Linked DNA regions of Homo sapiens: region 1 is linked to region 2. A link is a loop called in an ENCODE intact Hi-C map of the cell type or tissue named here. Cell type or tissue: CD4-positive, alpha-beta T cell. All regions are shown on one strand.

What was found. A loop is a pair of places that touch in the nucleus more often than their neighbours do. Peaks named below come from ENCODE experiments on the same cell type or tissue, not always from the same donor. Only the 100,000 strongest peaks of a DNase experiment are listed, where the experiment ranks them.
Region 1: it touches region 2 in a loop (5-fold over the local background); 9 of 110 quality-filtered maps call a loop at or near these places.

Annotation. Positions count from the first base shown.
Region 1 is chr5:172,173,642-172,176,141 of GRCh38, reverse strand. The region is part of intron 1 of STK10 (serine/threonine kinase 10); the gene reads left to right. Among named protein-coding and RNA genes, the nearest start is that of STK10, 13 kb to the left of the region's middle. RefSeq lists a silencer at 645-871. In CD4-positive, alpha-beta T cell, CTCF peaks have their summits at 1,029 and 1,231; DNase peaks (open chromatin) are centred at 601, 1,311 and 2,141; H3K4me3 peaks cover 2,500 bases; H3K27ac peaks cover 2,322 bases.
Region 2 is chr5:172,769,573-172,772,072 of GRCh38, reverse strand. It overlaps DUSP1 (dual specificity phosphatase 1), which reads left to right and starts at 878. Exons shown (of 4, transcript NM_004417.4): 1 at 878-1,487; 2 at 1,767-1,912; 3 at 2,279-2,498. The coding sequence starts at 1,121. RefSeq lists enhancers at 1-403, 1-629, 1,051-1,320, 630-1,391 and silencers at 431-880, 1,421-1,530. In CD4-positive, alpha-beta T cell, a CTCF peak has its summit at 1,277; DNase peaks (open chromatin) are centred at 252, 782, 1,762 and 2,312; H3K4me3 peaks cover 2,500 bases; H3K27ac peaks cover 2,426 bases.

The sequences.
Region 1 (2,500 bases), 600 kb after region 2:
GTACAATCACATAGGGCTGTTGGAAGATGAAATGAGACAACCCATGGAAACCACTTAGTCTAGGACACTGGAAGAAGTCATGTAAGTGTTAGCTCTAGATTGTTTATTGAGCACCTACTTGTGCCAGGCCCTGTGGGTTCCAAAGTGAACAAGATAGATGAGTAGGGAGTTGACTTTTGCTCAGTTCCTACATGTCCATCATTTATTCTTCTCGTATCCCCATGAAAGGTAGGGGGATATCCTCACTCCACACCTGATGAAGCAGAGACCCAGAGAGGTACAGTGACTTACTCAGGGTCACATAGCTTTTTTTTGGCAGGGCTGGGACTTGCATCCAGATCTTTCTGGCCAGGAGCGTGTCTCTTTTCTCTTGCATAGCACAGAGAGAAAGACAAACGGGCTTGTTGGGCAGTCCACGGTCGCTTCAGTGCGGTGTCTACTCTTGGCCTTGTGGTCTCTGTGCCCAGGAATGTCACCCTTCTTTGCAAGCGTGCCTCAGCTGGATGGCGATGGATGGTGGCCTCTCATGCAGAGGAAGTGGTGAGGGGTGCAGGCAGGACTAGCACAGGAAGTGGCAGGGGAAAAGGGCGGGTGTCAGGGCGGGGAAGCTGAGTGCTCCTGGGGCCCCTCCTGGCACCCTGGTGGGTGGGGCTGCTGGGACCGCAGCAGCCTGCAGTGCAGGGTGTCTCTGGGTCTTGTCAGCAGAGCAGGGAGGGTGAGTGCTGAAAGGCTTCCTTCTCCCTTCTCCCTCTCTCCACCATACTCACCTTCCACTTCACTCTTTCTCTTCCCCTTTCTCTCTGCTTCCCCTGTGATGCATTTTTTCCCTTCTCCCCCCATAGCTTACCGATTTTTTCATACTAACAGACTATAGCAGGGCTGGCACTTCGGGTGGCTAGGAGTTCACGACCAGCCTAGGAAACATAGGAAGACTCCATCTCTTCCAAAAAATTTAAAAAATTAGCCAGGCGTGGTGGCACCAAATCTAGTCCTAGCTGCTCTGGAGGCTGAGGCAGGAGGATCACTTGAGGCCAGGAATTCAAGGCTGCAGTGAGCTGTGATCACACCACTGCACTCCAGTCTGGGTGACAGGGCAAGACCCTGACTGAAAAGCAGGTTGTCTGAAAACAACAATAACAAGAAAAAACAGGCTATACCAGAGCCAGAATTAGACACTAAGACTTGGGGAGAAGGATGGGGACGAGGAGGGACTTTACCAATGCACTGGTGACTGAAGAGTTAACTCCAGCCAGCCTGGGTCAGGTGGTGCAGGGTGGTGGAGGCCAGTGGTGCCTCTGGGAGGAGCTGAGGGAAGCGCAGCTCCTTTCTGCTTCCGGACCATTGCCATTGCGCTGGCGGGTCCCCTGCCTGCCAGTCTACCTGTGACTCTGTACAGCTGGCTCCTCCTCATTCTCCGGGTCTCAACTCAGATTCCCTCCTCAGAGAGGCCTGTCCCGACCACCGCTCCCTGACCATGGTGGCAGCTGCCTGTAGATTTCCTTCAGGGCTGTTGTTACAAACTGGGATTCTCTTGTGTTTCTCCTTCTTTATTTTCTGTCCCCTCCAGCAGATGTGAAGTCCCTGAGGACAAGGAGTGATCTTTGTGTCCCCTGCATTTGGAACAGGGCCCGCGGAGGGTAGATGTTCAGTTCATAACTGCTGAGCTGCAGGCGTGCAGTGGCTCGCTCATACCTGTAATCCCAGCACTTTGGGAGGCCGAGGCGGGTGGATCATCTGAGGTCAAGAGTTCGAGACCAGCCTGGCCAATATGGTGAAACGCCATCTCTATTAAAAATACAAAAATTGGCTGGGCGTGATGGTGCGCGCCTGTAATCCCAGCTACTCAGGAGGCTGAGGCAGAAGAATAGCTTGAACCCGAAAGGCGGAGGTTGCAGTGAGCTGAGATTGCGCCACTGCACTCCAGCCTGGTCAACAAGAGTGAAACGCCGTCTCAAAAAAAAATTAAACAACAACAACAACAAAAAATACCTGCTGAGCAATTGAAAGGATGAGTGAGTGAATGCCGGGCCTCGCTTGTTGCCTCTCCCTGGACAGGCCCCGCATTGTGGTTATGACGTGGCTACACTCGGGAGGCCGCATTGTGGTTATGATGTGGCGCTGGAATCAGTTCTGAGCTTCCTCCTAGCTTCCCTGCCTGTTGGCTGTGTGACTTTGGGCAAGTCACCTCACCCCTCTGATCCTCAGCATCTTGAGCTGTGACGTCTAAATCAAAACAGCCCTTTGCCCCGACTTTGCGAACATTGATGCTTGTGGCCAGCCCTCACTGTCCTGCCTCACACACAAGATGTAAATGTGGCTGTTACTGTGATTGTTGCCATTTCTGTGGGGTGACTTAAGCTGATCTTCCCCTTCCTGGGGCTTGACAGAGGCAGATTGCCTTGAGGCCCTGAACTCCTCCCTTGCCTGTTACACTGCAGGGTGCTTCTGGGTGGAGGGATGTAAAGCGTTCTGGGATCAGCCTCAGTTTGTTGCTCTCTCT
Region 2 (2,500 bases):
CCTTGCGACCCCTCACCGGGATTTCAGCCCCCTGACCTGCCTCCCTTGGCTCCAAGTCTTCCGGGGGCCACAAGACTAGGAATAGCATTATTTCCCGGTGGGAGTTTGCTTGCTCACACTTTCATGGCAAATGTAGATATTTTAAAGCCACCTTAAAGAAAAGTCTGGGAAACAGGAAAGCATTGCCCTGAACCTCTCCGCCCCAACTCGCTCGAGTCGGTCTTGGTAGGGACGACTTTTCTATCGGCAGAGTTGTTCATTTTTCTCTAAACTTCATCTTAGGCGCCTATTTGCTGCCCCCACCCCAGTAGTGTGGTTCTGGGCAAGTCAGTCGCTTCGCCTGGGGAACCTCAGTTTCCCCGCCTGTTAGTGATGAGGAAATGAGGAAAAGGGGCACAAGAGTATGCAAAAGCACAGGAAGCCCCTTTCGGTTCAGGTCGGCGGCCGAGGGGCACGGGGAAGGGGACTCGGGGAGGGAGAGAGGGAGGAGCGGCGAGGCCAAGGCAGGTGGCACGTCGCCCGTTCTCCCGGCCGCTCGCATCCCGGAGGTCAGCCTCAGCTGGCAGCGAGCCCTCCTCCTCCCCGCTGGGCCTGGAGCGCGGCGCGGGTCCGGTCCCTGGGGACGCGCCAAGAGCAGGCCGGACAGCAGGGCGGGGGCCGGGCCGCGAGCCAGCGCGCGGCGAGCGGACCCAGCTCCGAGGCTGATGACGTCTCCCCCTCTGGCTCGGCGGCGCCTGGCCTGGCAGGGCGGGTGACGTCACCGCCCCGTCACGTGATCACCATTCAAACAAACACCCCCCCTCCCCCTGCGCGCGGGTCTGGCCCGCCCCGTCCCCCAGAGGCCGCATATAAACGCGCTCCCCGGGCCAGGCTCGCTGCGAAGGACATTTGGGCTGTGTGTGCGACGCGGGTCGGAGGGGCAGTCGGGGGAACCGCGAAGAAGCCGAGGAGCCCGGAGCCCCGCGTGACGCTCCTCTCTCAGTCCAAAAGCGGCTTTTGGTTCGGCGCAGAGAGACCCGGGGGTCTAGCTTTTCCTCGAAAAGCGCCGCCCTGCCCTTGGCCCCGAGAACAGACAAAGAGCACCGCAGGGCCGATCACGCTGGGGGCGCTGAGGCCGGCCATGGTCATGGAAGTGGGCACCCTGGACGCTGGAGGCCTGCGGGCGCTGCTGGGGGAGCGAGCGGCGCAATGCCTGCTGCTGGACTGCCGCTCCTTCTTCGCTTTCAACGCCGGCCACATCGCCGGCTCTGTCAACGTGCGCTTCAGCACCATCGTGCGGCGCCGGGCCAAGGGCGCCATGGGCCTGGAGCACATCGTGCCCAACGCCGAGCTCCGCGGCCGCCTGCTGGCCGGCGCCTACCACGCCGTGGTGTTGCTGGACGAGCGCAGCGCCGCCCTGGACGGCGCCAAGCGCGACGGCACCCTGGCCCTGGCGGCCGGCGCGCTCTGCCGCGAGGCGCGCGCCGCGCAAGTCTTCTTCCTCAAAGGTACGCCCTCGGGGAAGCTCGGGGCGGGCCGCACACCCCTGAGGTTTTGCCCGGTACCCCTGGCTCTCGGCTCCCGGGGGATCGCCCCACCTGCAGCGCGTGGGCGCTGGAGTACATTTATCTCTGGAACTTGTCATTGGCTTTGTTTGGCTCTGGAAACAAAGACTTGCCTGGGCCTTTCCGATGTAAACTTCCAGCCCTTGGTGGGTGGGGGAGTTGTATGAAGGTGCCGTGTCCCGGTGTCACTAATGGGGAAAAAAAATGTCTTTGTATTCCCAGGAGGATACGAAGCGTTTTCGGCTTCCTGCCCGGAGCTGTGCAGCAAACAGTCGACCCCCATGGGGCTCAGCCTTCCCCTGAGTACTAGCGTCCCTGACAGCGCGGAATCTGGGTGCAGTTCCTGCAGTACCCCACTCTACGATCAGGTTAGTAGGTGTCCCTGCCACAGGGAAGAAGTAAGAACTGGCAAAGGCATGGAAGAGTAGTGCCAGGGAGAATATAGAAAGTGACCTGCAGCATTATTTATAACGGAGGGGACACAGGGATATGATTTATTCCACAGTTAAGTGGTCTGACGGAGCCGAGTCTCCAATTGTAGGCTCTACGGAAATGAACTTGCTGGTCCTGCCCAGGCAAATGGGCTTAGTTCCCTATTTATTTATCCTCCAGCAACAGAACTGAGTTCACTCGGTATCTGAAATTGACTTTTCCAGCAGAAAGTTTTTGTGGGTATGGGCACTGGCCTTGGCTTTGAGCAAGCTTGATGAATGTTGGATATTTCTGGATTTCAGGGTGGCCCGGTGGAAATCCTGCCCTTTCTGTACCTGGGCAGTGCGTATCACGCTTCCCGCAAGGACATGCTGGATGCCTTGGGCATCACTGCCTTGATCAACGTCTCAGCCAATTGTCCCAACCATTTTGAGGGTCACTACCAGTACAAGAGCATCCCTGTGGAGGACAACCACAAGGCAGACATCAGCTCCTGGTTCAACGAGGCCATTGACTTCATAGGT